Regions from separate parts of the Homo sapiens genome. Here all the other regions are linked to region 3. Evidence: chromatin contacts called from ENCODE Hi-C or POLR2A ChIA-PET data. All regions are on one chromosome and are shown on one strand. Each heading gives the region's core, a stretch centred on a gene start or an enhancer-like site at or near the end of the contact. The rest is flanking DNA. Distances are from core to core; before and after follow the strand shown.

The links. A loop is a pair of places that touch in the nucleus more often than their neighbours do. ChIA-PET counts read pairs that join two places held with the same protein, here RNA polymerase II (POLR2A). Pooled maps may share reads with other maps.
Region 1: a loop to region 3 is called in a pooled map, with 2.5 times the contacts of the local background. The contact joins the promoter of ADGRE2 here to the promoter of BRD4 in region 3. A Hi-C loop is called at or near these places in 1 of 50 pooled maps. POLR2A ChIA-PET finds 5 or more read pairs at or near these places in 3 of 52 experiments (GM10248, K562 and PC-9).
Region 2: a loop to region 3 is called in a pooled map, with 7 times the contacts of the local background. The contact joins the promoter of ZNF333 here to the promoter of BRD4 in region 3. A Hi-C loop is called at or near these places in 1 of 37 single-sample maps with no recorded cell type and 5 of 50 pooled maps. POLR2A ChIA-PET finds 5 or more read pairs at or near these places in 4 of 52 experiments (B cell, GM12878, H1 and 1 more).
Region 4: a pooled map shows a loop between it and region 3 (5-fold over the local background). The contact joins the promoter of KLF2-DT here to the promoter of BRD4 in region 3. A Hi-C loop is called at or near these places in 3 of 50 pooled maps. POLR2A ChIA-PET finds 5 or more read pairs at or near these places in 4 of 52 experiments (A673, BJ, GM10248 and 1 more).

The regions. Positions count from the first base shown.
Region 1 is chr19:14,777,085-14,780,569 of GRCh38, reverse strand. It overlaps ADGRE2 (adhesion G protein-coupled receptor E2), which reads left to right and starts at 2,010. Exons shown (of 21, transcript NM_013447.4): 1 at 2,010-2,313.
Region 2 is chr19:14,688,498-14,691,906 of GRCh38, reverse strand. ZNF333 (zinc finger protein 333) reads right to left here and starts at 1,859. Exons shown (of 12, transcript NM_032433.4): 1 at 1,757-1,859. RefSeq lists silencers at 1,516-1,885, 2,216-2,265.
Region 3 is chr19:15,331,125-15,334,845 of GRCh38, reverse strand. It overlaps BRD4 (bromodomain containing 4), which reads left to right and starts at 2,307. Exons shown (of 20, transcript NM_001379291.1): 1 at 2,307-2,556. LOC124904643 (a long non-coding RNA gene) reads right to left here and starts at 2,233. Exons shown (of 4, transcript XR_007067146.1): 1 at 2,198-2,233. RefSeq lists silencers at 1,998-2,067, 2,208-2,307, 2,538-2,767, 2,968-3,067, 3,098-3,247 and 2 more and an enhancer at 1,425-2,041.
Region 4 is chr19:16,322,368-16,325,923 of GRCh38, reverse strand. KLF2-DT (KLF2 divergent transcript) reads left to right here and starts at 1,254. Exons shown (of 2, transcript NR_186323.1): 1 at 1,254-1,617. KLF2 (KLF transcription factor 2) reads right to left here and starts at 1,098. Exons shown (of 3, transcript NM_016270.4): 1 at 926-1,098; 2 at 1-708. The coding sequence starts at 1,000. RefSeq lists silencers at 431-480, 511-760, 851-1,580, enhancers at 1-530, 531-1,303 and a promoter at 953-1,788.

The sequences.
Region 1 (3,485 bases), core at 761-3,260, 550 kb after region 3:
GACCAGCCTGGCCAACATGGTGAAACCCTGTCTCCACTAAAAATACAAAAATTATCTAGATGCGATGGCAGGTGCCTATAATCCCAGCTACTCGGGAGGCTGAGGCAGGAGAATTGCTTGAACCCGGGAGGCAGAGATTGCAGTGAGACGAGATAGCACCACTGCACTCCGGCTTGGGTGACAGAGCAAGACTTCGTCTCAGAAAAAAGTAATAATAAATAATAATAATAATAATAAAATAAAAATTTAAAAAGAATGTTTCAGGCCGGGCATTGTGGTTCACGCCTGTAATCCCAGCACTTTTGGGATGCCAAGGCAGGCAGATCACTTGAGGCCAGAAGTTCGAGACCAGCCTGACCAACATAGCGAAACTCCATCTCTGCTAGAAATACAAAAATTAGCCAGGCGTGGTGGCTTGCACCTGTAATTCCAGATACTTGGGAGGCTGAGGCAGGAGAATCTCTTGAACCCAGGAGGCAGAGGTTGCTGTGAGCTGAGATCACATCACCACACTCCAGCCTGGGTGACAGAGCGAGACTCTGTCTCAAAATAAATAAATGAATGAACAAATAAATAAAATAAAATAAAAATACAAAAATTAGCCAGGTGTGGTGGTGGGCACCTGTAGTCCGAGCTACTCTGGAGGCTGAGGCAGGAGAATCGCTTGAACCCGGGAGGCGGAGGTTGCAGTGAGTCGAGATGGCGCCACTGTACTCCAACCTGGGCAACACCAGAGTCTGTCTCTAAAATACAGTAAAATAAAATTAAATTAAGAAGAGTCGATGATCACCATGAAGGGGTGTAGGGACAATCCCTGGCATCAGGAAGTGCCACTACCTCCCTGAGATTCTGCAGACGCCAGCTGTCTGACCTGCCCGTCTGATCTGCAGAGAAGGGACGTTGAGCCCTGGGGTTCTAGCTGGAGTTTCTGGCTTTCTGAGAAAAAAAAGGCAAAATCCCTCCAGACCTGGTCTGGCCCTCTCTCCTTCCAGCTTCTGCTGGTGTTCACTCCCCTCCCCCACAGCCCAGGCCACCCCCACAGGAGCCCGGGACAGGAAGGGGTAAATTCTAGGACTGTGGATGTTTGATTATTCCCAGGACAATAGTTCTCTGACTTCAGTCATTAGTGACTTTTTTCTCCATCGCTGCAATCTCCCCCTTTGAACAACTGAACTATATTTTCCTTAGCATTCATCACTTCTGCATCTTGAATTTACTCATGTAACAAGGAGACTTGATTTCGGCATCCTCACTGAAAAACCCTCCTCATTGCCCCAGATAGTAGGGAAACCTAAAAATAAATATAAATATGAGGAACACAAAACCAAGTCCTTGAATTCTGGCTGGATACAGACACCTGCTAAGCCTCAGGGTCACGGAGGCGCTAAAGACATGTTAGTGCCCAGTGGAGACTTTCCCCTGGGCTCATCGCAGGGACTCCAGGGCTGGGCTGCCGGCCTGTGGATCTGAGTCTCAGCTGGGTGAGTCACTTGTGCCTCAGTTTCCTCCTCTGTCAAATGGGAATGACAACATCATTGCAGATGTTTTAAGGAGTAAATGAGTTAATATAGATTAAAAAAAAAAAGCACTTAGGACCAGACCTGGTACAAATTAAGTGCTCCATAAATAATAGCATTTTCTTGGCAGGATAGCGAGATCTCGTCTCTACAAAAAAAAAAAACACTTAAGGAGAAAACTAGCCAGACGTGATGGTGCACAGCTGTAGTCCCAGCTCCTCAGGAGGCTGAGGCAGGAGGATCCCTTGAGCCCTGAAGTTTGAGGCTGCAGTGAGCTGTGATGGTGACCCTGCACTCCAGCCTGGGTGACAGAGTAAGATCTCTTAAAAATATATATAGCGTTTTAAAAAATGATTACGTACCTCAAGAGACAAGCTAATCATATGATTTATCCAGAAAGGAAAGAACCCTCCTATCACATGATTCTCTGTTGATTAACGAAGTGCCCAGGGGCCTCTGAAATATAAGTTTCCCACAGGAGGAAACTGGCTTAGAAAGACCAGAAAGATCCGGGGGGTCTGCTCTGTGCGGTGAAGCTTCTCTTCTTGGCACCTGCCTGGCATCGGAAGAGGGCCCCTTCTCCCTCCCTGGGCTTTTATGTGGACACTGTAATGCCTCAGTTTTCTTTCTTTCTTTTTGTTTTTGACACAGGGTCTCACTCTATCACCCAAGCTGGAGTGCAGTGGCACCATCTTAGCTCACCGCAGCCTCAAACTCCCCAGCTCGGGTGATTCTTCCTGCCTCAGCCTCCTGAGTAGTAGCAGCTGGGACCACAGACGTCTGCCACCAAGCCCAGGTAATTTTTTTTCTTTTTGAAGAAACAGAGCTTTGCCATGTTGCCCAGGCTGGTCTCAAACTCCTGAGCTCAAGCGATCCTCCTGCCTCGGCCTCCCAGAGTGCTGGGATCACAGGTGTGGAGAAATAGGAACGCTTTTACACTGTTGGTGGGAATGTAAATTAGTTCAACCATTGTGGAAGATAGTGTGGTGATTTCTCAAGGATCCAGAACTAGAAATACCATTTGACTCAGCGATCCCATTGCTGGGTATATACCCAAAGGATTATAAATCATGCTACTATAAAGACATATGCACATGTATGTTTATTGCGGTACTATTCACAATAGCAAAGACCTGGAATCAACCCAAATGTCCATCAATGATAGACTGGATTAAGAAAGTGTGGCACATATACACCAGGGAATACTATGCAGCTATAAAAAAGGATGAGTTCATGTCCTTTGCAGGGACACAGATGAAGCTGAAAACCATCATTCTCAGCAAACTAACACAGAAACAGAAAACCAAACACCACATGTTCTCACTCATAGGTGGGAACTGAGCAATGAGAACACCTGGACACAGGGCGGGAAACATCACACACTGGGGCCTGTCGGGGGGTGGGGGCCTGGGGGAGGGATTGCATTAGGAGAAATACCTAATGTAAATGACGAGTTGATAGGTGCAGCAAGCCAACATGGCACATGTATGCCTATGTATCAAACCTGCTCGTTGTGCACATGTACCCTAGAACTTAAAGTCTAAAAAATTTAATTAATTAATTAATTAATTAATTTAAAAAGAAAGAAAGAAACCGAGCTTCGCCATGTTGCCCAGGCTGGTCTCAAACTCCTGAGCTCAAGCGATCCTCCTGCCTCGCCCTCCCAGAGTGCTGGGATCACAGGCGTGAGCCTCTGTACCTGGCCTCAGTTTCCTCATCTGGAAAACAGCAGGGGAAGATACTGCCAGCTGGGACGCAGGCTCTGCCAACTCTGGCATGCCAAAGCTCTGGGCACAGGGTGAGCCCTACCAAAGTGGGAGCCCAGAGCTATTTCTGACAAGGCCCCTGCGTGCCTGCCCAGGGAAGAGCCAAGTGGCCCCAGGCGAGACCGCCCCGCCCGGCTGCCACACCTTCCCCTGCACAGCAGCCAGCCTGGAACACACAGAGGCCAGAGGGTTGGTCAGAGCC
Region 2 (3,409 bases), core at 610-3,109, 640 kb after region 3:
TCAGGAGTTCCAGACCAGCCTGGCCAACATGGTGAAACCCCGTCTCTACTAAAAATACAAAAATTAGCCGGGCATGGTGGCGGGCGCCTATAATCACAGCTGCCTGGGAAGCTGAGGCACGAGAATTGCTTGAACCCAGGAGGCAGAAGCTGCAGTGAGCCGAGATTGTGCCACTGCACTCCAGCCTGGGTGATGAAGTGAGACTCTGTCTCAAAAAAAAAAAAAAAAAAGACAATATGACACCATAAAAATCAAATATAAGAATAACTTAAAGTGCCTGTCTTTCATAAGACATAATCACACAAGTTTCAGGTACCTTTAAGAAACAATATTAATTCTTTTTAAAAAGGCAAGGCAAGCGCATATATTCTTTGTGGAAACAAACACCTCACTCGTAAAACTGAAATCTGATGCATGATTTTCCTCTGGAGTTAATTTTTTCCTGATTTCTCAGTAGACACGAGCTTTAACCCCATTATTAAAAAAGACATCCCACTTATGGCCAACTCAATTTGAATTTCCAGTATTAACAAAGTTTATATCGTCTTTTCCCTGAAGTTCCATTAGTTTTGAAGCTCTGTGATTCACATGCTTGGGGGAAGGACTGGAGCCAACTTGAAAAGATCTGAATAACAGTCTTAGGTTTTCTTGATAATAATATTTGTGAAATAACTGAGAAACGGCTTTTCTTAACCTAACAGTGAGAAACTTGATGCCCACAGCAGAAGTAAAAGTCGTCTCAAACATAGAAAATAAAGAAAAACAAAAACAAAAAAAATTAAGAACTCCTCCTTTTGTTGTTGTTTTTGTTTTTGAGATGGAGTCTTGCTCTGTCACCCAGGCTGGAGTGCAGTGGCACAATCTCAGCTCACTGCAACCTCCGCCTCTGGGGTTCAAGCGATTCTCCTGCCTCAGCCTCCCGAGTAGTTGGGATTACAGGCGCCCACCACTACGCTCGGCTAATTTGTGTATTTTTAGTAAAGACAGGGTTTCACCATGTTGGCCAGGCTGGTCTCAAACTCCTGACCTCAGGTGATCCACCCGCCTCGGCCTCCCAAAGTGCTGGGATTATAGGAGTGAGCCACCAAGCCTGGCCAAAAGCTTTCTTATGAGAAAGAAAAAAAAGAAGAAAGAAAAAGTTATGGAAAAGGAAGAGATGCAAAGCCAAGCTAACAGATATTAAGCTAAAAGACTTCAAATTGTCAGTCTCCAAAAGAAATCTCTCGTCATCTAATTCATTCCTTAATGGAGGATGCATTCAATTTTTTAAGTAAATTTGGCCAATCAATTAAACCAGTTTGCACATGTGGACCCAGACCTCACTTTCCAGTTGCAAAGCTAGATAATATTAAGTATCATATCAAATAAAACGTGAATTACTAATTCGCAGTTATCTTGCATACTGTAGGCAAGGTAGGGCCGTCTTTATGCACTTTCCCTAAAAATTGGGAAGGACAGGTGAGAGCTGGGGCCGGTGTCACCACATTTCTGAGCTGTGGGACCTGGACTGTTTGGGATTTCCCTTTTGACAGGATGACAGCCCTGTCTGCCCGGACGGGGGGTACCTGAGAGCGAGAGACCGGGCGGCGGGCGCCCAGATGCGAGGCCCTGACTGTGTGGGCCTCACGCCGGCCACCGGCTGATCGCAGGGAGGAAACCCCTCACACAGGCGGAGCTGTTCTAGGCCCTCCAGTCCCTCCCCGCGCCAGCCGAGCCCTCCCCGCCCTCCCCGCCCTCCCGAGGGGCCGGGCCACACCTGCAAGCCAGCCGGAGACACTCCCACCGTGCCGTGCCGCACCGCGCCGCGCCGCGCAGCACAGCTCAGCCGCCGTCGGCCGCCGCCGCGCGCACTTCCGCTTCCGGTCTCGGGGCCGCCGGGAACGGAAGTGGCTGTGGCTCAGGCTGTTGTGGCCAGGGTAGCCTTAGGCGGCGGCAGAGAAACTAACGTCTTCTTTAGCCTCCAAGGAGAAATTCTAGTATTCTTACCCGGGGGATGAGGTTAGGCTCTGGAGTGGGGTCCCACAGAGCATGGAGGGTGGTGCTGGGGGCGGAGCCTATGTCCGAGAGACAGGGATAGGGGTGGGGCTTAGGTCCCGGGGCAAAAGTGGGGCGGGGCCTGTGCGCGGGGGCGGGGTGGAGTGTGGCTTGCCCTCCGATGGCTGATGGGCGGGGCTTGCACCCCAATGGCGGAGTGGGCGGGGCCTTGGTTTGCAGGGTGGTAGTAGGGGCGGGTCGTGCGCCTCAGGGGCAAAAATGGGGCGGGGCTTGTGCTTGGGGTGGGAATGGGAGCTGAACTTGCATTCGGAAGGCGGGATGAGGGGACCTGGGCTTCAAGGGTTGAGAGGGGCACACCCGACCCCTCCCCGGGTCTCTTTAGGGATGCTCAATATTTAACTTACCCTTTTCTCCTTCCTTTTCCCCAACCCCTTCCACCTTTATCCATGGGCTTAATCCAATCCCCTACAAAAATATACCCATACTTAAGATTGTTTTTGTATATTTTTATACGGCTGACCCTTAGGCAACGGGAGTTGGGGCGCCACCCTGTGCAGTGGAAAATTCACTTCTTTTGACTCCCCCAAAACCTACCTACTAATAGACTACTGTTAACCAGAAGCTTTACCAATAACATAAAGTTAGTTAACACATATTTTGTATATTATATGCCATATTCTTAAAATAAACTAAGCTCAGAGAAAAGAAAGTGTTATTAAGAAAATCATGAAGAAGAGAAAATATATTTACTCTTCGTTACGTGGAAGTGATCGTAAAGATCATAAATAAACGTCTTCATCGTCAGCTTCACCCTGAGTAGGCTGAGGAAAGGGAGGGGTTTGTCTTGCTGTCCCAAGGAGGACAAAGGTAGAAAAAAATCTACCTATAAGGGGATAGCCACAGTTCAAACCCTTGGTGTTCACGGGTCAACTAACTGTCTTTATTCTAAAAATAGGACGATGTATTTTTGTTTCTTCTACAGCTTGCCCTTCTCACTAAAAATAAGATGTGTGAATCTAAGACATAGATCTGACTTTTTAAAAACTATTTATTATGTAGTATACATAGTACATACCTATGGGAAAAGTTCAAACGGGAGGCTCACTCTATTCCTAAATTTTCCTCCCCTGAAACAACCACTGTCACTAGTTCCCTGGTATTCTTTATATATCAAGCACATGTGCAGTCATGCACCACATAACAAGGTTTTGGTCAACCACGAAACACATACACAGTTGTGATCCCATAAGGTTATAATGGAGCTGAAAATTTCTTATCACCTAGTGATGTTGTAACTGTCACAATGTTGCAGTGCAACACATTACTCACATTTAAAAAGGTTTTAAAAATATGAAAAGACCGGGCGCGGTGGCTTACGCCTGCAATCCCAAGACTTTGGAGGCCGACGCTGGTG
Region 3 (3,721 bases), core at 1,058-3,557:
AGTGGAGTGGCACGATCTCAGCTCACTGCCACCTCTGCCTCTTGGGTTCAAGTGATTCTCCTGCCTCAGCCTCCAAAGTAGCTAGGATTACAGGCACCCGCTACCATACCTGGCTAATTTTTATATTTTTAGTAGAGTCGAAGTTTCACCATGTTGGCCAGGCTGGTCTAGAACTCCTGACCTCAGGTGATCCACCTGCCTCGACCTCCCAAAGTGCTGGGATTACAGGTGTGAGCCACCGCGCCCAGCCTGCTTTCCATTTTTAAAAGATGGGAATACAAAATGCTAAGAGAATGGCCTGGGTGCGGTGGCTCACGCCTGTAGTTCCAGCACTTTGGGAGGCTGAGGGAGGTGGATCGCTTGAGCCCAGGAATTCAAGACCAGTCTGGGCAACATGGTGAGACCTCCTCTCCACAAAAATACAAAAATTAGCTGGGCACGGTGGCGCACACCTGTGGTCCCAGCTACTAAAGAGGCTGACGTGGGAGGATCACTTGAGACTGAGAGTTTGAGGTTACAGTGAGCTATGATCCAGCCACTGCACTCCAGCCTGGGTGACAGAGCAAGATCTTGTCTTAAAAAAAAAAATATATATATATATAAAAGGAAAGAGAAGTGGTTGTTTCCAGGTTTGAAAAATTTCACAGTATTATTTTAAGCTACAAGAGACATATGCCTAACTTCCTCCTTTTAGCAATCTCAAAACTACCCCATGTTTACTAAGCTCTTCCGTGGCCAGGTGGGGTGCTTTGGAAGCCCTAGAAGAGGTCATATGATGTTTTTTCCCCTCGGACTCACACATGTAGAGTAGGCACATACGTCCTGGAGCTGACTTAGGGTTGAGTCTTTTTCTTTTTTGGAGACAGAGCCTTGCTCTGTCGCCCAGGCTAGAGTGCAGTGGCACAATCTCGGCTCACTGCAACCTACGCCTCCCGGGTTCAAGTGATTCTTCTGCCTTAGCCTCCTGAGTAGCTGGCATTACAGGCATGGGATTACAGGCATGCGCCACCACACCCGGCTAATTTTTTTTTTTTTTTTTTGAGACGGAGTCTCGCTCTGTCGCACAGGCTGGAGTGCAGGGGCGCGATCTCCGCTCACAGCAAGCTCCGCCTCCCGGGTTCACGCCATTCTCCTGCCTCAGTCTCTCGAGTAGCTGGGACTACAGGCGCCCACCACCACACCCGGCTAATTTTTTGTATTTTTAGTAGAGACGGGGTTTCACCGTCTTAGCCAGGATGGTCTCGATCTCCTTACCTCGTGATCTGCCCGCCTCCCAAAGTGCTGGGATTACAGGCGTGAGCCACTGCGCCCGGCCCACACGGGGCTAATTTTTGTATTTTTAGTAGAGGCGAGGTTTCACTCTGTTGGCTAGGATGGTCTCCAACCCCTGGCCTCAAGCCAACCTCCTGCCTCTGCCTCCCAAAGTGCTGAGATTACAGGTGTGAGCCACCGAGCCTGGTCTGACTTGGGGTTGAGTCTTAAGGATGGGAAGGAGCTGGGCGCGGTGGCTCACGCCTGTAATACTAGCACTTTGGGAGGTCGAGGCAGGAGGATCGCTTGAGTCCAGGAGACAGAGACCAGCCTGGCCAACATCGTGAGATCCCATCTCTACAAAAAATAGTTAGCTGGGTGTGGTGGTGCACACCTGTAGTCCCAGCTACTTGGGAGGCTGAAGCAGGAGGATCGCTTGAGGCCAGCAGGTTGAGGCTGCAGTGAGCTATGACTGCACTACTGCACTCCAGCCTGGGGGACAGAGCAAGACCATGTCCCTTTTTTTAAAAAGGTGGGTTGGAAGAAGATCAACAGGGGGGCATAAGAGGAGAAAGGTGCTACCTCCCTGCCCAGGGGCAGCCAAGGAGGATCCGCCTCGGCCTTGCTCGCAGCCTCCTCTCACCTCCTTTCCTCCACTTCACCCCAGCCCCGGCGCCCCCATCGCAGCTCTCTCGCCTCAGCCTCCCTACCTGGGGTCCCCCCTTAGGGCTCTCTCCTCCGCCTCCTCCATCAGTCTGTGGGGTCCCTCCTCACCATCCTCCCTCCCTGTGAGGGTCTGTCTTCAGACCTTTCTTAGTATTTTGGATGTCTCTCTCAGCCTTCAGATCTTTTCCCGCAGGCCCAGCCTGCAGTCCGCCCGTTTCCCCCAGCCCGCTCCTTCGCTCTGCGGGGTCTCCTCCCTCAGTCCGCGGTATCCCCCACTCACCTCGCAGCCACTGTCTCTCCAGAGCTCGTTCGCGCTGGGCGCGGGGGCGGGGCGCGCACACCGGGCGGCGGCGGCGCGGGGCCGCGCGCGCAGCGTGCGCGGTGACGTCAGTGCGCTGGCGGCGGCGGCGGCGGCGGCGGCGGCGGCTGGGCTGTTTGTTCTGGTCTCCCGCAGCCGAGGAGCCGAAGCAGTGGCGGCGGCAGCGGCTGCGGCGGCTGCCGGCGGTGCCCGCGGGCGAGCGCGGCCTGTGAGCTCGGCAGAGCGGCGGGCGGGCCCCGGCGCCGCGCAGGCAGCTCGGGGAGGGGGCGGCGGCAGCGGGCGGACGGCCGGCGGGGGCGGCGTGCGGCCTAGCGTCTCAGGTGAGGACTGGTGCCCTTTGGGGCGGCGGACGACACTGGGCGGCTGGCGGAGGCTCGCGGCGCGGTCCGCGTAACCTGCATTGCGTAATGGGGCCGGGGCGCCGCCACCTACGCCATCCGCGCGGCGCGGGGGCGGGGAGGCCGGGGCTACGCGGGCTCGGGCCTGCGGGCCTCCCGCGCCGTTCGTTCCGGGCCGGGGCGGCCTGCGCCGTTGGTGTCGGGGCGGCGGGGTCGCTCGCGGCTGTCCTGCCTTTGGTGCCGTCGGACCCGGGCTTGGGCTGGCCGGCGGGGCGCGGGTGGGGGGCGCGGGCGCCGCGGCGGGGCCGGCGGTCGGGGGCGGGCGGGGGGCGGGCCGAGGCGCCCGGCACTTCCTGCCGCCGCCATTTTGTTAAGTGAGGAGGAGGAGGAGGAGGAGGAAGCGGCCGCCGCGGGGTCCGCGGCGCGCCCGGCCCGGGTAAGTCCCGGCCTGGCGCGGGGGCCGCGAGCGCAGCTGTCCCGGTCCGCGGTCCTCTAGGCGGGCTCGGCCGCGGCGCTCACGTGGGCCGGGGCCGGCGCGCTCTCCTTCTGGCACCCAGGTCGTTTTGCCTGGGCCGGGGCAGCGCGCCCCCACCCCCATCTCTTCACCTTCCCGGCGGTCCCCGGAGTGCTGCGGAGAAAGGGGCAGGTCCCCTGCGGAGGGAGGTGGCTGCGGCTGCACGCCGGTCTGAGGCCAGGCCTCAGGGCGGGAGCGGTGCCCTGGAGGCGAGCTTGGCCCGCTTGACGCACCCACTCTCAGCCTGGCAGCCCCTTGCTGGGCGCTTTGTTTTGCTCGGTCCGTGCTCGCCGGCGTCCTTGCAACGGCCTATTTTATTTGCAGTGTTGTGTGGTGGTGGTGATTGTGGTGATTTGGGGTGGGGATGTGGGGGAGTTGTGATTCAGCGAAATAAAATGATCCCCCTCCTCCCAAACGGAAATAGCATGGCTTCACTCGGCTGAGATGCCCCCAAGGCTTGGGTTTGCTTGAAGATGGGAAACCCCACTCTGTTGTAGTGGACGGTGTAAATACTTTAGTTCAGGCCGGTGCATGAGTCATGTGCTTCTCCTGGGTGGCTGACCTCCCTTTTACTCAAGACTACGCTTTGTTTTTTTAAGATTTTTATTTGCTTGTTTACTTGTTTACGTTTCG
Region 4 (3,556 bases), core at 5-2,504, 990 kb before region 3:
GCGGCCGCGCTTTGGCTTGGCCTCCAGCAGCTCCAGCGGGGACGCAGGCGGCGTGAGGAGACCGCGGGCGGCGGGGGGCGCCAGGCCCAGGGCTGCCGCGGCGGCGGCCGCGTCGTCGAAGAGACCGAAGGCTGGGGGCGCAGGCGGCGCGTAATGCAGGCCGGGCCCGGGCGCGCCGAAACCAGGGCCACCGAAAGGCGGCGGGAAGGAGGCGCGCGGACCGGGCGCGGGCAGGCGCGCGGGGCCGTCGGGGCTGAGCGGCGGTGTGTCGGGCGGCGGCGGGGGGCGGCCCCCGGGACCTCGCATGCACGAAGCCGCCGGGCCCGGGGCGCCCTCGCGCTTGAGGCCGCGCGGTCCACGGGTCAGCCCGGGGGCGCAGCCGTAGCCGCCGCCGCCGTCCGCTTCAGGGGGCTCGGCCTTGACCAGGCGGCCGGGCGGCGCCAGCAGAAAGCGGCCGTGCAGTGCGGGCCCCAGCGGCGCATCCAGCTCGGGTCGCAGCAGCTCAGACACCAGGCCACCCGCGGGGGCGCTGTAGGGCGGGGGCGCGCCGGGTTCGGGGTAATAGAACGCAGGCGGCGGGGGCGGCGGCGGCGGCTCCGGGGCGGCCTCGGCGCCCAGGCCATCCAGCCCCATGGACAGGATGAAGTCCAGCACGCTGTTGAGGTCGTCGTCGGTGCCGCCGGACTCGGGTTCGGCGCGCGGCCAGCGCTGCGGGCGACAGGGCAATGGGCGTGAGCGGGCGGCGGGGCTCGGGGGGCGCTGCTTGCCTTTTACCACCCTAAGTCCGCGATCCCCGTGGCCCGCATCCTCCTCTCCTGAGTCTGCAGTCCCCGCCTTCGCGTCCTGTCACCCCGCAGCCCACGTTCTACTACCCCGAGCCCGCCGCCCACGGTCCCGGCCGCCCCGCCGTCCCCGCCGCCCTCACCTCCTGCAGGCCGCGCTCGCGGCACGGGCTGGCGAAAGTGGAGAAGGACGGCAGGATGGGTTCACTCAGCGCCATGGCCGGGACCCGGGGAGAAAGGACGCGGACGGGGACACCGGTGAGTGGCTGCCCGAGGCCGGGCTGGTCGGGGCGCGGGCGGGCGGGGACGGCTCTGTGGGCCGCGGCCGGGCCCGCCCAAGCCTTATAGGCGCGGCGCGCGCGGGGGCCGGGCCAAAGCGGCGGCGGCGGAAACGCGTCCCGGATGGGGACGAGCTCCGGGCGCAGCCTAAATTTAGCCGCGGTATATAAGCCGGCGGGCGGCAGCGGCCGTGGCCACTGCGGCGGCCTGGGCCTTGCGCTGACAGCCCGGCCCCTCGCGCGCCGCCAGGGCCGCGCCTCCCCCTCTCCCGGGCCCCGCCCCCGCCCGTCTCCCCGGCGACGTTGTCAACACGCGCTCCACAACAGCGGCGTGACGCTCAGGGATCCCCCGGGCGCCCCGGGCTCCCGCCTGCGCGAGCATCCCGGGGACCTGGAGCGGGGGCGGTGTCGGGGCCTCTCAGAGACTCTCAGGGGAGCACCGGGCTTGGCGGTCTCCCCGGATCCCTTGACGGAAGGGGAGATTGGCTCCAGCCTCAGAGAGGGCTGCAGAACCCTGGATGGATGGGAAGTCTGGAGTCTCCAGGATTCATGGATGGGTGAGGCTGGGCCCCTCATCTGTTGTGGGACCACCCAGAGGGACCCACCGTGTGCACATCACCCTGTAAAAAAAAACACCTTGTGTAGACCTGGTGCAGTGGGTCACATCTGTAATCCCACCGCTTTGGGAGGCTGAGACAGGAGGATCACTCGAGGCCAGGAGTTCAAGACCAGCCTGGGCAACACAGTGGCCCCCATCTCTTAAAAAATAAAAAAAATTAGCTGGGTGTAGTGGGAGGCTGAGGTGGGAGGATCGCTTGAGCCCAGGAGGTCGAGGCTGCAGTGAGATACAATCACACCACTACACTCCAGCCTGGGTGACAGAGGAGACTGTCTCAAAAAAACAAACAAAACAAAACTTTTGTGTGGTAACATCAAGACACATTAAATCTTTGACATTTGAGACACCCACCCCCTCCTCCCCAACCTCAATAAGCCCGTCAAGTGCAGGGAAACTGAGGCAGAGGTGGCTGGGAGAAGTTGGAGTTGCGGCAGGCACAGGCAGGCTGGGTTCCTTTACTGACTTCCATAAATGAATTAAGTAACTCAGAGGACGGTGATGACAGTCATTCCCCCAATACAGCTCCAGCATCGGGGGCATCAGAGGACAATGCTGCCCAATGGGTCCCTTCAATGCTCCACCTCTGTCCCCCACACCATATCCCTGCTGGCCAGGGACTGTCACTCCTGTTACAACTGTCTGCCAGCCCTGGGTAGGCACTGGGGACACAGTAACCAAGAGATAGACAAGATCCCTGCCCTAGGGGACCTCCACTTTAGTGAAGGAGGGAAGGATAGAGGTTTATTCATTTGAGTTTTTTTGAGACAGGGTCTCCCTCTGTTGCCCAGTCTGGAGTGTAGTAGTGCAATCACAGCTCACTGCAGCCTCGAACTCCTGCGCTCAAGAGATCCTCCTGCCTTAGCCTCCCAAGTAGCTGGGATTACAAGGTGCACACCACCATGCCTGGCTAAATTTTTTTTTTTGTATTTTTTTGTAGAGACGGGGTCTCACTATGTTGCCCAGGCTGGTCTTGAAGTCCTGGGCTCAGGCGATCCACCCGCCTCGGCCTCCCAAAGTGCTGGGATTACAGGTGTGAGCCATTGCGCCTGGCCTTACTGATAGGGGTTTAAAAAGAAAAATGGAGCAGTAGAAGGGACTAGAAAGTGAGTGTGAGATGAGGGAGTGGGAAGGAGAAAATGGGGAAATTCTGAATCTCACCCAGGGGGTGAAATGTGAGCTAATGTGAAAAAGTCATTGGGGACCATGTGGGTATGGGAGGAAGAGCATCCCAAGGAGGAACTTGGAGCCAGGTGGTGAGGGATGCAGGCAGCTCCTGCCCTGGAAGCTTGGACTCTCAGCCTCTGCAGAAATGCACTCTGCAGGGTCCCCTCTGCAGCCCCCACCAAACCCAGTCACCGGAGACTTCAAGTTGAATACAAACTTGCTTTCTGCAGTTGCCACTGAAATGGCTGCGAGTCAGCCTCAGCCACTGAGCACGCGCTGTGTGACCTTGAACCAGTGGCTTTGGCTGTTTGGGCTTGCCTCCTCAATCTTCGAAATGCAGATAAGAATAGTACCTTACCCCAAATGGCTATTGTGAGTTCACACAGGCTCTTTTCTTTGTTGTGGAAGTAGGTGACATCTTGTGTGACACTGAATTCTCTACCAGCGCTTGGGAGATGGGCCTGCTTGTGTGCTTTGGGAATTGAATTGCCTTTCTCTGGGCCTCAGTTTCCCCGTATGATAATGATGGAAAGATTAAGGGAATCAGGAATTTCTCCTCAAGGATATGGGATGCCTGGGCAGCTGCCGGGAAGGGTTTTTGTTTGTTTGTTCCTTTGCTTTGGCCAAGACCGTCGGCTGGGCGCAGTGGCTCACACCTGTAATCCCAGCACTTTGGAAGGCTGAGGCGGGCAGATCACTTGCGGTTAGAAGTT